Linked DNA regions of Mus musculus: region 2 is linked to region 1. Evidence: chromatin loops called from intact Hi-C (ENCODE). Cell type or tissue: left cerebral cortex. All regions are shown on one strand.

The links. Hi-C counts contacts between places; a loop is a spot of excess contacts. Peaks named below come from ENCODE experiments on the same cell type or tissue, not always from the same donor. Only the 100,000 strongest peaks of a DNase experiment are listed, where the experiment ranks them.
Region 2: it touches region 1 in a loop (3-fold over the local background); 4 of 42 quality-filtered maps call a loop at or near these places.

The regions. Positions count from the first base shown.
Region 1 is chr17:73,515,346-73,523,345 of GRCm38, forward strand. It overlaps Galnt14 (polypeptide N-acetylgalactosaminyltransferase 14), which reads right to left. Exons shown (of 15, transcript NM_027864.2): 9 at 7,273-7,376. Among named protein-coding and RNA genes, the nearest start is that of Capn13, 120 kb to the left of the region's middle. In left cerebral cortex, a CTCF peak has its summit at 3,318; DNase peaks (open chromatin) are centred at 380, 2,632, 3,213 and 4,198; H3K27ac peaks cover 1,873 bases.
Region 2 is chr17:73,382,491-73,390,490 of GRCm38, forward strand. Capn13 (calpain 13) reads right to left here. Exons shown (of 23, transcript NM_001033444.2): 2 at 333-560. The coding sequence starts at 524. Among named protein-coding and RNA genes, the nearest start is that of Capn13, 13 kb to the right of the region's middle. In left cerebral cortex, no CTCF peak of the experiment used is centred here; DNase peaks (open chromatin) are centred at 4,330 and 7,863.

The sequences.
Region 1 (8,000 bases):
GTTCCATTTACAGGAGTCCTTGGCCTGGCATGAGTTAGGTTTCTCAGCTCTCAAGCCCAGATTGTTGTAACAGGAGTTTTGGATCTGCTATGGGTCCCCGTGTTGTCACTTGAGTCAAGAGGTCCTCTTGGTGGTATGAGGAGTTTTGAGGTTAGTGTAATGATTTCTAAGCACTACTCTGCAGAATACTTAAAACCTAGGATCTACAACCAGCCTGCCCTTATCTGCATTGTGACTTGAGGAGGATGAGCAATCTCTCATGCTCACACACTGGGCATGCTTGGTTAGCAGTTTTGTGAAAGCCATTGAGAAAGTCTGCTGAACCTGAGCTTCTCAAAGAGGGCCTGGACAAGTGCCACGAGAACCACGGATGCTGCAGTGGGAAGCCAGGCATTCTTAGAGCCTTGCTCTCCATGTTTGCACTGATGTGGTGCCACCATCTCTTCAGTGAGGTTGGAAGGAGGCAAAGTCTTTCTATAGAGTCTTCTGGGGTTCTCGCTTAGTCAGTGCCTGCATCATCTCCCTGGTGATAAATGTCACACATACTCCACATCTCAGGCAGGGAGATGTGTAATTACTCTATCCTCACTGGGGCACTGTGATGGAACCTTATATTTCTAACTTCAGATTAATATTTGAGAGAAGATTGCCCTCACGCCCTGCATTTTCTTCCCTTGTCTACCATGTACTCATTAGCACATCAGCTATTTTTACTGCCTCTGAGGACCCTCACCTCTTACCAGAATCAACACCCATCTGATGAGCACATAAGTGGTGGGTAGGAATTCAGGGTCCAGAGAGCAGCTCTTTTTCCAGGAAGCACACCATCCCTGGTCAAGGTTCTGGCTTCATTTCATAGCCTGAATTCTAACGAGGGTAAAGGGTACCAGTTCACATAAGAACAGCTGTGTGCAATGAGCTCTGTTTATTTTTCATTCATTTATTTATTCAGTGTATGTTGGGAGTATAGAAGGAAGTAGAGGGATGTGAGAGGGGTGGTGTACACATGTGCACACATGCCATTGAATCTGGGTGCCCATCAGACGACAACTTGTGGGAGTTGGTTCTTTCCTTCCACCAGGTGGAAGGAGCTTGAACTGGGACTTGCACTCCAGTCATCAGGCTTTGGGGACAAGTGTTTTACACACTGGGTCATCTTGCTGGTCCCATGGATCATGTTTTAAATGGAGTATCCTAGAGTGTTACAATTGTGTATGTGATCACATTGATATATGTGATCACATCATCTATTTACCTCTTGAGGAGCTTAAACCTGGTGAGGACAAAGGAAATAGAGCAGCAGACAGTAGTGCGCAGAAAGAGACATTCACAGTCTGTTGGCATGCATAAATCTGCCCTTACCTATGTGTCAGGTAATTCAGTAATCTTTAATTTCCTGGCTCTTACTGGGTCAAGAAGCAAGTTCTGTGTGTACTAAGGCCAGTACGTATTCCTCCCCAGTTCACCGGCTGTAGAATTAATCTTCAAAGCAAAACTGTTAAAAACACAAGACCTCCAAAAGGTCATGAGGGATTGGCTCTGGTGCAAGGACCAGTGCTGTTATCTAGGGAGTGAGTTGTTATTATGGAAACCTGTCGCTATAAAGGGATGAAGAATTTGCCCTCTGTTGAGCTCTCCAGCTTGTACATTTTGCCAAAGGATGATGGAGCAAGCAAACCCTACCCAATCTTGGACTTCCCACTCTCTATTCCATATTTCCCTTTGGCCCACCCAGTGTGGTATCCTGCTATAGCAGCTCAACATCAACTAAGACAATTCCACTGTTTTTTAACGAACGCTCTGATTCGACTGGAGATCATCTTATTGGGCTATAAAAGATAGCTTTGGATCTGTGAGCCAAATGCATTCCACCTCACATCTGGGACAACAGATGCTATTCCCAGCCCTCTACTTTTGGACAACTATTAACCACAAGTCCACGGTGATCACCCATGGCCCTGTGACTATGAACATCCTTCAACGTTCCAAACTCTGATGGCAAATAAGCAACTGTTGTCTCTCTTTGATAGCATGTGGGACATTTAGGAGCAGCAACAAAAGGTGGCCTGTGGGATCACATCTGGGCCTGGAGAATCACACAGGGCACTGGGCTCTAACAGAGCAGCCAAGAGGGTGTCATGTATCATTACATATTTGGGGAAAGATGATGTTTCCTCAAATGTGAGTGCCCTTATTGAGGCCACTTCCCCAACCCTGGGCTAAAAGCAAAGGCAGGGGCACTGAGGTATCTCAGCAGGTCAGACTATCCTTCTTTATGAGACATTGGCCATGAAGGATCCTGAAGGGAAGGCAGCCAACTCTAGTGGAGCAGACACTCGGCTATTTTCACGCAGTCTCATGACATGTGGATGTGATGAGACTCTTATGTTGTTTCTTATGTTGCTTTAACGATTCTCCTCGAACTTAGAGGACTTGGGAGGGTCCTCTACTCAGTGTCTTCCATGGCTGAAGTCAAGGTGTCAGCAAGACCCATGTCCCTTCATGGAGGCTCTGAAGGAAAACTTGCTATGAAGCTTACTTAACTGATTTTAGAAAGTTACTCAAGGCTTCAGGACTTGGGTTCCCTTCTCCTTGCTGGCTGATGGCCCAGAATTTCTTTCAGCTACTATTTTGCTGTTTCTTCCATCTTTAAGCTAACAGCTGCTAATGTCCCTTTGGAGCACGGCACCTGGCTTATGCCAACTCTCTGCTGCCACGTGCCTAAGAAAGCTCTCTGATTTTAGAGATTCTATGATATTAGATTGGGCCCATTTGCAACATTCTCCAACCCATTGATTGGTGACCTCATCACACTGCTTAAAAACCTTGTGTCACATAAGGTCACATCCAAACAGGCTCCAGGTATTTGGGTGTGGCTATCTTTTGGGGGTGGGGTAGGGAACTGCTCATCTTACTTAAGAAACCACTGCTTCTACCTTCAAGACCTAGAAATGGGCTCAGTGAGGAGAGGTAACTTTCCCAAGGGTGCTAGGTGGTAACTATGGGCTTCAAACTTACTCCTATCTGATCTTAAAGCCTGAGTTCTTCCTGAACCATACATGTCTCCTGAGCCTGGAATAGCTTGGCATCCCAGACTCCATTCTGAGCATGGTGGGTGGTAGCAAGGCTCTTTTGGGCTCTACCTCATTTCTTTTTTCTGCACTGTCCTTTGTGCCTGCTGTGCTTTGGAAATCCCCCATTCTAAATTCAGGACTCCTGTATTCTCCCTCTGTGTGTGTGCCAAAGCTTCCTGGTTTGGGAAGTAGGCACCCCATCCCCACCCTGCCTCGCACACACTTGTTACTGGCAACAGATTCCTTTTTTCCCTCTAGAGACCAAAAGCTAAAAGTGAGATGTGGCTCAGGCTCTGAGTAAGTAGATATATATTACATGTATCCTGTGTTATGTAAATTGGAGCTTAAGTATCCAATTTTAATGCAAATCAACCTCGGAAAAAATTTAAAAGCCACATTTCCCTAAAGCCTGCTCGTGTCCTAAACTGTGGATATAATTATCAAAAGTGCTCAGCTCATTTTAGAAACACTTGGTGGGAATGAAGTACCAGGTCAGCAGGTGGGGAGGTTAACCAAGACACAGTATGGCTTTTACAAGGCCCTTCAGCCAATCCACCTGCAGCCACTTCTGCAGTGGAAGATGGGGGTGAGGTGAGGGTAGGATCGGATTCAGTCATAGTCACCCTGGCCAAAGAGCACATGTCATTTTGGAGCTGTGAACTAACGTCAACAGTACACAGGCAAACATGTCTAGAGCACAGAGAAATTCTGTCTGGAAGAAAGAGACATACCAGCCTGCTGCTATTGTTTATATAATCAAAGAGACTGTTCTAACATAGCTCCACTGGATTCTATGTAAACTGTTTCACATGGTGCCTAGTGCATGGTATGGTCTGCCCTTCATCCTCATCCCAGATTCAACCAACACTGAATAGTATTTTATTGAAAATAGACAATTGCTTTTTCTTGAGCATACATGTATAACCATTTTTCCTCACTATCTTCCCCTAAACCATGCAGTTTAACAACTATTTACATGATATGTGTGTTCTATTATGTATTATACGTAATGGGGGAATGATTTAAGTAATACAAGTGCTTGCACATTGGTTCTATGCAAATTTGGTACCATTTTATATAAGGGACTGGAGCATCCGTGGGTTTGGGTGTAGGATGATTTTGGAACTCAAAGAGACATATGTTTCTGGATTGCCTTGCCACCCAGAAATCCTTTCCCATTCAGTCTCTCGCTTTTCACACAAGCATTTTGTGAGCAGTTTCGACTATTCTGGGCATTGAGAATCAGAAATGAGATGAACTTTCTGCTCTTGCTTTAAGAGAGTCATCAGTGGGACAGGCACCGATAACTGGACAGCCACATACTTAAATGGGTCAGTGGAAGGGTGATATAAAGGACACTGTGCTGAGAAGATGGGATGCCGAAGTGGGTGGATGGGGGAGGGGTGGTAGCAGAAGGGAAGGCAGAGAGAAAGTGTCCCAGCTGTAGAAGAGGTCACTCAGAGCTGCCATCTTCAGGGGTTCATAGTGGATGCATAAGGAGGCTCTCTGTTCTTGTAGAAGGCCTGAATAGTCTGAAAGTTCAGGAGGGTCTGCCAATGTTGGAAGTGTGGAGAGCAGCCTGATGAACCTAGGAAGATAGACACTTCTGTAGGAGAGGGGCAGGAGGAAGTCCTTGTAGACACAGACCTGGGAGACTTGTCTCTTAGCAAGACCACTTTGGCAGGAGCTGAAGCTGGACAGTAATAAATAGCGTTGGAGAACAACTTAGCAAAGAGTGGCCAGAATGGAGGGGTGTGTGTGTGGTGGTGGTGGTGGTGTGTGTGATGGGCTATACCCTACAGACAGGATTCCTTTTTTCTGGCAGGCACCTTCTTTTATCCTCTTTTATAGCTAAAGCATCGCTCACACCCTCCATCCAGATAGCTGATCATCAGTCAGACATGTGGACCACTTTAGAATCCCCACCTTCTCATACTTTGTGGTCTAGTTATCCACGCCTTGCAACTGCTACCCGTGCACATAACCATGTCATGTATGTGCTCTTGGAAAAAGTACCTTATTTTTCTGGTATACAAAAATACTTAAAAGGAGAGAGAGAGAGAGAGAGAGAGAGAGAGAGAGAGAGAGAGAGAGAGAGAAGAGAAGAGAAGAGAAGAGAAGAGAAGAGAAGAGAAGAGAAGAGAAGAGAAGAGAAGAGAAGAGAAGAGAAGAGAAGAAGGGAGGGAGGGAGGAAGGAAGGAAGGAAGGGGAGAAAAGAAAAAAGAAAAGAGGGTAAAAGGATCCAAAAAAGGCTTCCAAAGTGCTATTGGCTGACTATAGCAGAATAGAATGTTAGGGTGCGGGGAAACAGTGATTGCTGCGGTGGCTGTCTACAGTGCTTCTTTGGTCTCAAAGATTTTGTGATGGATTATAAATGTCTTTCCCACACCTTACAGGGACCATTTACCAACTGCTTTATTCAAATCAGCCCTCAGTAATACCAAACGACTCAGGAGCTGGCTCGATGAGATTGCATCTTGATTTGAGCAGCTGTGTGTTAACATGGCTCGAAAGGAAGGGTGCTGGTAAGTCAGACCGGAATGTGCCATCCTGCAAATGACAGTGCTACCTGCATCCAAATGCGACTGCTGCATCCAAGAGGGATCATCCTCACCTTGTACAGTTCAAGAGGACAGAAAGAACCCCAGGAGACAAACTGGATAGAGCTGAACTGTAACTTAGAAGGATTTTCTAACAATTTCACAAAAACTCTTAACCCACAATATGTCGGACAGTGAAAATTTCTGAATCATTATGAGTGGCTTTAGGGCAGAGACTGGACCACTGTCGTCTATCAGAGGGCTACAGGGAACACTTCTTTGCTGCTGGGAAGGAGGGCTGGAACGTCTCAGTAAGGAGTGCTGGGATATCCAGCTTCCCCTAGGCTAGTGTAGGCAGACTTAGCCTTGAACCCCATGCCAGCACATTCACAATTCCTGTTACATTCCATCCTTGTTGGTTTATAGGCTAGGGACTGGAGATCGAGATTTGTTTACTGTGCTTCCAGTCTGACCCCCACTTGGCAAGAGACCAATTTCCTGATAGATTTCTCCCCTGTACTGCCCAGGTTGGGAGAACAGATGCTACGGGTTAGGCCAAAGCCATAAATTTCTGGGAAATAATTCTTAGTGACTGAGAAAGAAAGCCATAAAACACCCTGAAGGCAATGGGCAGAAGACAACAAAGGCAGTGGCTGATGCCAGGCAGCTCAGTGCCAGGAGGAGCCCTCGGATCACTTTTCTGGCCTGTGTACTGTTCCCTAGACCCATGCTCGCACACCTCCCAGGGCTAGCACAGAGGAGAAGCACTCCACACATAATGATTCCCTCTCTTCCATTTTTCTGTTTGGTTTGCTCAACCAGTCGTCACTGTGGGCCTCCTGCATAACTAAGGCCCCAGGTACACTGAGAGATGGAGATATGCAGGACAAAGCCCACCACATGCCATCTCCAGTCCTGCTTGCGACTTCGTCCCTCTCAGGTCTCACTTCCTAGGCAGAAACTCACATGCCCATGGCGTACTGCCATTCTCAGTTACCTCAAAATAGTCACAGTACCCCAAGAGGGAAGGTTGTTACATCAAAGCTACATTTTCCCATAGAAGGGCAGGGGATAACTCAGCATTAGTAGAAGGATGAAATGGCTGTTCCATCTGAGATGTTTTCCCTGTAGCTGCAAATATAGCTGGCACTATGGCTAGGGCAGGCCACCTACGAGCCAGCCCCTCTCCCTCCCTGGATCCCATCCCACTGAAAGGCGAGGGTAAATTGTCTCTTGGTTTTTGTGGTGATTAACCCAGCACGACGATGAGAAGGGATTGCTCTCTCATCCCTCTGCCGCACTTTTTCTCTTCTCAGTCTTCTTCAACTCCAGATTCCTAAGTCCGCTGCTTCCAGTTCAAACCTGCATCTGGCCCCACGAACTTGGCATTCATCTTGGTTCTCTTGGATTTCACATCTCACTTTCTCCCTTAAGAACCTGCTTGGACAGGTTTCCCTGGTACTTGGTGTCTATATTTACCATGGAGAAAATCTCTTGCTATGACCGCCTTCCTACAGTCACTGTTCTGGGACCCTAACCAGGCTGTTCCCTAAGTGGGTGACTCAGATTTCCCAGAAACCCCCTGCCAGGTTAAGGACACAGAATCCTCAGGCTATACTGAACTTATATAGGTCATGAGATATGAAATAGAAACTTACCAAAGTTCTCCCCACCCCAGATGTCCATGTCGACGTCATATTTACCCAGGTAATCGAACCAGGCTTTGTCGATCACGAAGAGCCCTCCGGCTATGATTGGAGTCCTGTGTGTTTGGAAGGAAGATAAGGTTGGGGAGCATATGAGGAAGTAAACTCAAACTCTGTGGTTCTGGGAATCCAGAACTCAAGGCAATTTTTCTCCTGATTTCTGGCCCTTTTCAGAAGAGCCAGTATATTTTTAGGCTATCTAAAACAAGGATCTGCTGCAGAGGTCTGTCCTCTGCTTGACAATTCCTTGACCTTGCAGTCAGGAAACATCACCGATCAACACCCCTCCAAGGAGCTCCCCCTGCCCCTCCTCCTCCAGTTCTGCTCAGTGAGGCTCTTGGAGCAGAGCTGTTAGGCCACTGCCCAGGCAGAGAAGGGCCATGAACAGCACAGCCGGGTCCTGACCTGGGCTCACTTCTCTGATCTGTGCCTTTACCTTTTGGCTGTATCTTGAATTCCCTCCCCCTATCCAAAAATAAAAGTGTAACTGAAATCCTAATTCTCAGTATCTCAGAATGTGACCTTATTTGGAGACAAGAGATTACCTCTATAAAGAGGTAACCAAGTTAAAACGGTAATTAGGGTAGGCCAATGTGACTGGGGTCCTTATAAAGAGGGAGTTTGGCATGCAAATGCAAATATGCCAAGAGGAGTGTGTGGGAACTGGAGAGGAGTTGGCA
Region 2 (8,000 bases), 130 kb before region 1:
TAAGGAGGCGGAGAGACCCTAGAGACCAACCAGCACAGCCTCCATAACCATGACATGCCATTTTCCCAGTCATAGGATTGAGATGTTTTAATCTAGCTGCAGTCAGTATCAGAACTGCGTTAGAAGCCATGGTTCAGGCTCTGCCTCTGAGCACAGAGCTCTCCCATTTCTTGGACTGGATGTTAAGACTGCAGCAGAGAAATTAGATGAATCTTATCTTTTCTTTCCTGCTGGGTATGAGGCTGGACCACTGTCTTTTCTCAAGGAGATGCCATGGTGGACAGCCTCCAGATTTGCAGAGCTTTCTGTGCCCCTAGATGGGGCTCACTCACCTTTGAAGTTGGTCGTTTCCACTCCAGTTTCGAAAGGTGCTTCCCCCTGAGTAGCTTCTCGCCTATGGAAGATGCCGCAGCAGGGAATGTATCATCTATAAACAGCTGACCCCTGCTCAGGCAATGATCCCGTAAGGTCCTGAAGTCCTGATTCTTGAACTTGACCACGGAGGTCTCTGCATCATGTGCCATGACTAGCTCTAGAAAGATGTCTGAAGTCCTTTCTTTCTGTTGAGAGAAAGGAAAATGATGAGTGCCAGAACATTGCGATGCCTCCCACTTCTATCAGATCTGAGACTAAGATCTCTGCTATTCCTGACATATAGAGCCCCTGGGTGGGCAAGCCTCAAGTAAAAGTTAATATCCGTATTTCTTGTTCGTGTTCAGCTTGGTGAACTGAATTAGCTTCTCCGTGTGTTCTCATGTGCACCAGAGACTCTGAGGGTATTTGTCCATTTAATGAACATTTATTGAGCACTGACCTTGTGCCATGCACTCTTCTGAATGTCGGCAATCCAAAGATAAATACATCATGATCTTTATCCCGAGGGGCTCATTACCAACTGAGGAAGATGAATTAGACATTTCAACAACCAGCCATCATTCAACAGACACTGCTCAATTAAAACTGTGTACAAAGCCCGTGGCTGTAAGGAGGAGGGGGTATAACTCTCCTGACAGTCTGGGAGGACATTCCCATAGGTGGTGACATTTGAATCAGGCCTTGAAGGGAGAATTTACCAGCAGCAGAAATGTTGGGTAATTTTTTAAGTGGTTGTAGCTGCCCGAGGTAGCAAGTGCACACGGGCCCCAGAAACTGGCTTGTGAAGTCATAGGGTGTAGGAGAGTAGGAAGTAATTTGGAAGGTTTAGTGGGGTTTAGTTGGGGCTGGAATAGTTAAGTAGTGGGGGAAATAGCTAGAAAAGTAGATTGGCAAAAGTCAAAATATGGGTTTTTTTTCATTTGTTTTCTTTGTTTGAGGTTTTGACAATCACCTGCAAGAATGTACATGCATGTGTGTGTGTGTGTGTTGGCATATATGCTGTATTCTGATAGCATCTGTAGATAAAGTAGGTGGCCAGATGAAGGTGAGAATTCATGCAGACTGGAGGAGGTTGGAGGCCACTGCATCTGTCCTTGGGAGAGATAGTGTTGGAGCATTAGTGGAGAAGACAGTAGAGGGTTGACAAAGCCCAGGGCTGTTTTACAGGCAGAACCTAGACAATTAGATGATGAATTGGACAAGGAGGAGAGGGGATGTGGTGTCATGAATGGCCACATGGGTTTTGCCAGCTACATCCTGGATGTACAATATTGAACTAGCATCGGTGTCTAGGAACCAATCTATTAGATTGCCAACTAAATGGATTGATTGTACCAAACTTATAGGGTTTGTAATGGTATTACATAAGATTTGGCCCAACCAAGAAGTTGGTATACAGTAGGGGTTCATTAAATGCTATCTAACTTTCTTGAAACATTGTCAATAAAGGTTTAGGGTTCTTGTCCAGCAAACTATGCAGGTATAACTGATGCAACCCCACCACACAGACCTCACACCCTCTATCTGTGAAGCTGGCCTCCAATTCAGTCACAAATTCACCTTATTAGTGGGATATGACTAGCTCTTGCAAGTCTTAAAGTTTTGCTGTTGAAGCTTTTTTGACCAAGGTCTACTCAGGTTGGCACACAAGATCCTGATGTCCACAGTTCCTATTCACTACTGTTTCACAGTGAAGAAATCCAGTGAAAGAGAATGAGAGAACATAGAGACCTAACTTATAAGGGAACTGACAGCCACGACTTGTGAATCCTAGAAAAACATATGCAAACTTAAAATAACTTTGCAATTATCTTGCAGTTACTTGGTAGTGGTATGTGGCAAATTACCGAGATAGCACAAATTCTCAGGCAGAATCTCACCAGTTAAGTGTCATTGTTCCAGCACATTCGGAGGGAAATTGTACTTATAATTTTCTCCCACGTAAGATAGGAATAATTTACATTGGCATTATTAGACTGAGCTCTGTAAAACTAGCATTGTTACAGATTGAAAATAGTTAAATCTAGTCAGAGCCATATAGTTTAACCTGAGGTTAAAATAATGGTTAAATATAGGCAATTTGAGCTTTTTTTCAGTAGCATGATATATGTGTTTCTTCAATTTAGTTATTGGGGAAGAAAAAAAAACAGACCAAAATATTCTGTATGCCTCCGCATCTGCAATGAGGTTATACAGAGAGCCCGCAACAAATTAAATAACACTGCCAGAGCTGAGGTAAGAGCAAGCTATCATTCAAGAGCAGAAAAACAGTGATAGAAATTGCTTGTCAATTCAGGAGAATGGCAGTGACACCCAATAATGAAGAGGTAGGGAATTGTGGGTTTGCCAACTGTGTGCGTGCTCAGAGACCAGGGAACCAACACAGCACTACCCAGCCTCCTGCCTCTCCATCAAACACTGAATTGGAGTGTGTGAGAGAGTCTAGCAGTGACCTAATTTTAGCTTATAAAAACCACACTGTAGTTACCCTTAATAACACAATTATGGGATTGTTAATAAGGAGCCCATAATTGCATGTAAAAATTAAAGTTTAAAGGATATAGTTCCATTTCTCTGTCCGAATCATTCGCAGATCTTCTAAGTGGGCGATGAGCCCTTGGCTCACTCTAGAGAGCCCCCAAGCCCACTATTAGGTAGTGGGTTGGCCAGACTTTAGGCATGCCCATTTAAAAGTCACTGTCCTGATTTGTAAAATGGAGACCACTTTTTTCTACATGCATAACAGGGTCATTCTGGGACTCAGAAGAAACTGTGCTCATAGAATATGTAACACCATTAGTGGTAAACAGAAAGCAGTCGATGGGTAGCGTTATTACTACAATGGCCATTATCATTTGAGCATGAATGGGTTATGTAGCGGCCTGACATCTTCTAAGACAAGGGACTTGCTTGTTCTCAAGGGCAGGCTCGGGTCTCAGGGGTCTGACAAATGCAGGTTGGAGGGTGTTCACACCTCTCCTATTTGTTCTGCACTCTTTGCTCCCTCGCTGGGGCTGTCTAGTGTCACAGTGGCAGGTGGACATCTGCTGCTGGAGGACATAGGACACTCTGGGAAAGGATCTGGCTTTTAAATCCCGTTTATTTAAAACAATATTTTTATTATTTCTTTGAGAGTTTCAAAGACTCTATTTTGATCATATCTCCCTCCTGTCTTCTCCCAGATTCACCTCTATCTCCTACTCATTCAATTCTGTATGCTCATTTTCTGTCCTTTGTGCTGAGTCCAGTGTGTGCTGCCCACACCCACTTGGGTAGGGCCATCACCTGCTGCATGATTGACTGACCAGAGGCTACACCCTTTGTGAAAACTGACTCTCCCTTTCCCGGCAGTGTCAGTTGTCAATGCACTGCAGTCAGGGTAAGACTTTATGTCCGTCTCTAGGGGAGAATCTTGGTGGGTAACAGAAAGGACAGAGAAGGAGGTTCATTCAGCTAACACATAGGCACCCTTGTATACACACATGCGTGTGCGCACACACACATGCTTCACACTTAGAGCATCTCCTCCTTTCCAAATTGTTCGTCTGTAGAGCTTGACGACGTGTCTACTATTATGTCCAGAAAGAACCTTTGAAATTTCTCCTTTGTCACTTTGGGGTTTCTTTTCTTTCTTCTCTCCCCCAATTGCCCCACACTGTAAAGAGGAAGCAAAACAAGAGAAGACTCAACTCCACTGTTCTGAGAAACAGAAAAAAGTGCAAGGACTGAAAACCTTGCCTGATGCTCAGGGACAAGTTTGGCTGGCTGTTGAGACTCTCTTGGGAGCAAGAAAAATGGCACAAGAGAGGAAGATCAATGGTGGCATGAGTAGAAACTGAGAAATTGTGTAAGCCAATGAGTCAGGCTTCAGGAAGGTGTATGTGGGGGTGGGCACGAAGCCTTCCCTTCTGCTGACCTTAACAGCTATGAATCAGGCTAGAGGCCAACCTTCTCTACACTCCTCTGCTGAGGGGGAGACTGTTTTAGTCATCTTGGGCTGTATCACAAAACGTCACACACTGGGCCCACCAGCAACAGATTTTATTGTCTTGATTCCATCTGGAGGCTAGAAGAGAGGACCAGTTCTGTGTTCTCAATTCCTTGCTATACAAGGCCATGGTCTTTCATAACTAACTTCTTCCTTATGATTTCATCTCCAGACACAAGAGTACTAGGGGCTAGGTTACCTTCATATCAGTCTGGATAGGGGTGGTAGGGAACTTAGATCAGTTGGCAGCAGTAGTTGGCTAACTCCAGTTTGATCCAACAGCTCTCTCGGCACTGATTACATAATCTAAGAAGTTTGCAGGTCTGAAGTTATTGAGGGATATTAATTAGGACCTTGGGGTATAAGGGATGAATGTCAGTGGGCATAAAAAGGATTGGCCAAGCCGCATCTAACAGTACTGAGGATGCAAACATTTGAATGGATGGAAAGATGGTAAGGTTTCTTTAATGGGAGATATACTTGTTATAACACCTAACAACATAGCTAAGTCTCAAACTCATCATGTTGAGTGAAGGAAAGCAGCGCAAGAGAGCACATTGCATGCATGCATTTAACTAATGTGATTGTGGCAGAAAATGTTTGGAGGTCACACATCAATGGAGAGGTAACCGTGAATGCATTACAGCTCTTGAGGGTGACACTGATGCTCGCCTTGAGTGTGGTGAGGACATCACATGTGTCAATTCCATCAATGTTTGTACTTTAAATACGAACAGCTATGTGTAGGTTGTACCTAAAGTACTTAAAATTAGACTCTGTACACAGCGTATATGATCTCCATCCACTTCCTTTCTTAATCCCATAAGTTAAGAAATAATTGTACTTCATTTCCCTCCCCGCCTCACCTTAACCTACAATGTATACCGCACTCTCTCCATTGACAATGGAAGTTCTTCTCTTTGCTTTAACGCAACGTTATGCTATAAATATGCTTAGCTTATCTTGTCCTAAGTGTCTCCCGGTTAGATCGCTCAGAGTGGAAGTTTTGGGTGTAGAATATGCACACATGCAGTCTAATTCAGCTATGTTATTTTCCAGCCTCCAGTGCTATACCTTCAGTGATTCTGAGTATTGACAAGCCCCTCATTAGTATCCGTCTCGTGTGAGCATATAGCAACTCCATGTGGTCTTAATTTGTTTCCCTGATTAGTGGTAAGATTGAACATTTTTCAATATATTTCTTCTCCATTTGTACTCTGTCCCCTGAGAAATGAATATTCATATCCTATGCACATTTATCCACTGGCTTGTCCTTCTCATTGATTCCTAGGACTTCCTTATCTTCTCAGCATATGCATCTTTGATTGGGTATATATGGCATAAGTATCCTCAGCCAGGTTGTGGCTTTATCTTCTTTCAGTGTCATTTGAAGAACACATCCATCTTCTAATTTACACAAACATATTAAAATATCAATTTGATTTTTATAAACTGAGCCAAATGTTAACAGTTGTGGGTATTTAATATAAAGAAATGGTGTGAGTTTTCTTTCTTTTTTAAAAGTTGATTTGTAATTAACACTATCATTTTTCTGATTTAAGGATCTTTATAGCTCTCTGGCATCTTTAACAAATCTAACACATGAAAGAAGAAACCTGAAATACACTCAAGGGACATTTTGAGCATTTAGTAAATAATGATGAAAGAAGAGGGCATCTGTGTGTGCACATGTGTGTGTGTATATTGTGGTATGTGTGTATTTATGTGTGTGAATGTTGTGTGTGTGGTATGCGTGTGTATGTAAGTACATGTATGTATATGTGTGAGAGAGTGGTATGTTTGTGTGTGTGTGTGTGTGTGTGTGTGAGTGTATATATGTGTTTGTATGTGCATGTGTGTGTATGGTGTGCATATGTGCAGGTGTGTGCATTCCTGTCTTTTAATGACAACTGGGATTTTGATAATAATCTCATCTTATTCTGCACATGTAAGGCAGCGGCAGCCTAGCTTGTTCAGGCTGTGCATACTGCCATATGGGTGCACTATGCAATATCGCACAGTGAGACAGAGGCACCACAGTAAACAGAATTCACAGCTCACAGTCTGACCCAGAGATGCAGATAAGCAAGGCTGGACTACCTAGGAATCCCTATACTGTAATTTTTTTTTTTACCTCAGCTGCCAAAAACCAGTGTTGAGATTTAAAGGAAGAGCCTTTGTAACTTTTTCATCATGTTTAATAATGGATATCAAGAAGAACATCCACCCAAGTGCTGACAGAATCGAAGCTCTAAATGACCTCAGGCCTAAGAGGATGAAGTGTGACCCAGGTGCTCAGAAAGCTGTTTTCGTATACGAAGGCTAACGGTACACGTGCAAAGTGAGCAGGCTCTCTCTTCCCTAGATTGCACTTTGAGAAGCTTGTATATCTGACTTCTTGGTTAAATGGATCAAAACTAATGTGTTGCTCTAGATGGAATGGCTCTGGTCTGGTATAGTAAGGTGCTCTTGGCCCCCTAGGGTGTTGGATGTGTGGATTTATCACTGGAGGCTATATTTCACATGGCCCATTGCTACTCTCTCTGTTGTGTCCAAAAAAAAAAAGAGTGGAATTTGTCTAGAAAGGCAAGTACTTCACCTGCAGGCAGACTTTTTGACCTGGAGCAGGGGGAGACTTTATTGAACTTGTACAGACAAGTCATACAGGCTGGAGTCAGGCCAGCCAAGCAGGCAAGAAGCTAGAGACCGTGATTAGCATCTTAATGGGTTTCCTAGGAGAAAGGGCATGGAAATGTCAAGTTCCCAAGCCTGGCATCCCGGTTGGTTCCCAAATCTAGAACACGCCTGTTCTGGGAAAGCAGAAGGTTGACCATCTCTGGACCCTGAGCAGCTACTGGGTTCTTGACTGCCTGCTGTGGGACAGCCATTGTTGGATTACTCTATCACTATCACATAAGCCAGTCTAATGAGCTTGATTTTAATATATATTCATTCCTTTGGTTTTTGTCACCCTAGAGAATGCTGACTAATACACAATCACACCCAACACAGGAATCGCTAGTCACACGCGGCCCTTGAACTCTTGCTTTCGGGCAAGTGACTGACTTTTAATTTGATTCCATTTCATTTCATTTACATTTAGATTGCATTTAACTGTGCCCATCTATGTGCAACTAGTGGCTGCCTTATTGGACAGCACCAAGGAAAAGACTGCTAATGACGTGAAATGTCACAGAACAAGGAAGAACATGACAGAACTTCCAAGGGACTCATCAGGCAGAGGAGGACGACTGAGGAAGGATGCAGACGAATCTTTGCCACCCACAGTTCTCTCTCAACTTTGCCCTGCTGGGCTCTCTCCATTCAATTACGTTCCTCCAGCATCCAATTTTCCACCGCTAACCCACTCAGTCATTTTCTGCCAATGACAGGCTCAGGAAAGCTGTTCCCTCAGGCTTCCCAGTGACAGGTGCCTGGGCTGTTCTAGAGCTGCCTACAGGAAGTACTTGCAATATTCTAGCCACAAAGGGTGAGTTCTTTACATTTTTTTCCAAGTCAGCCAGGAACAGGAAGCCATGTTCAATTGTTGCTTGCCCAAGAGTGATGTGCATAGCCCTCTCCTGGTTGGTGTTTTTCAGAACAATGGAAATAAATCTGATGTAATGTTGCAGAACAC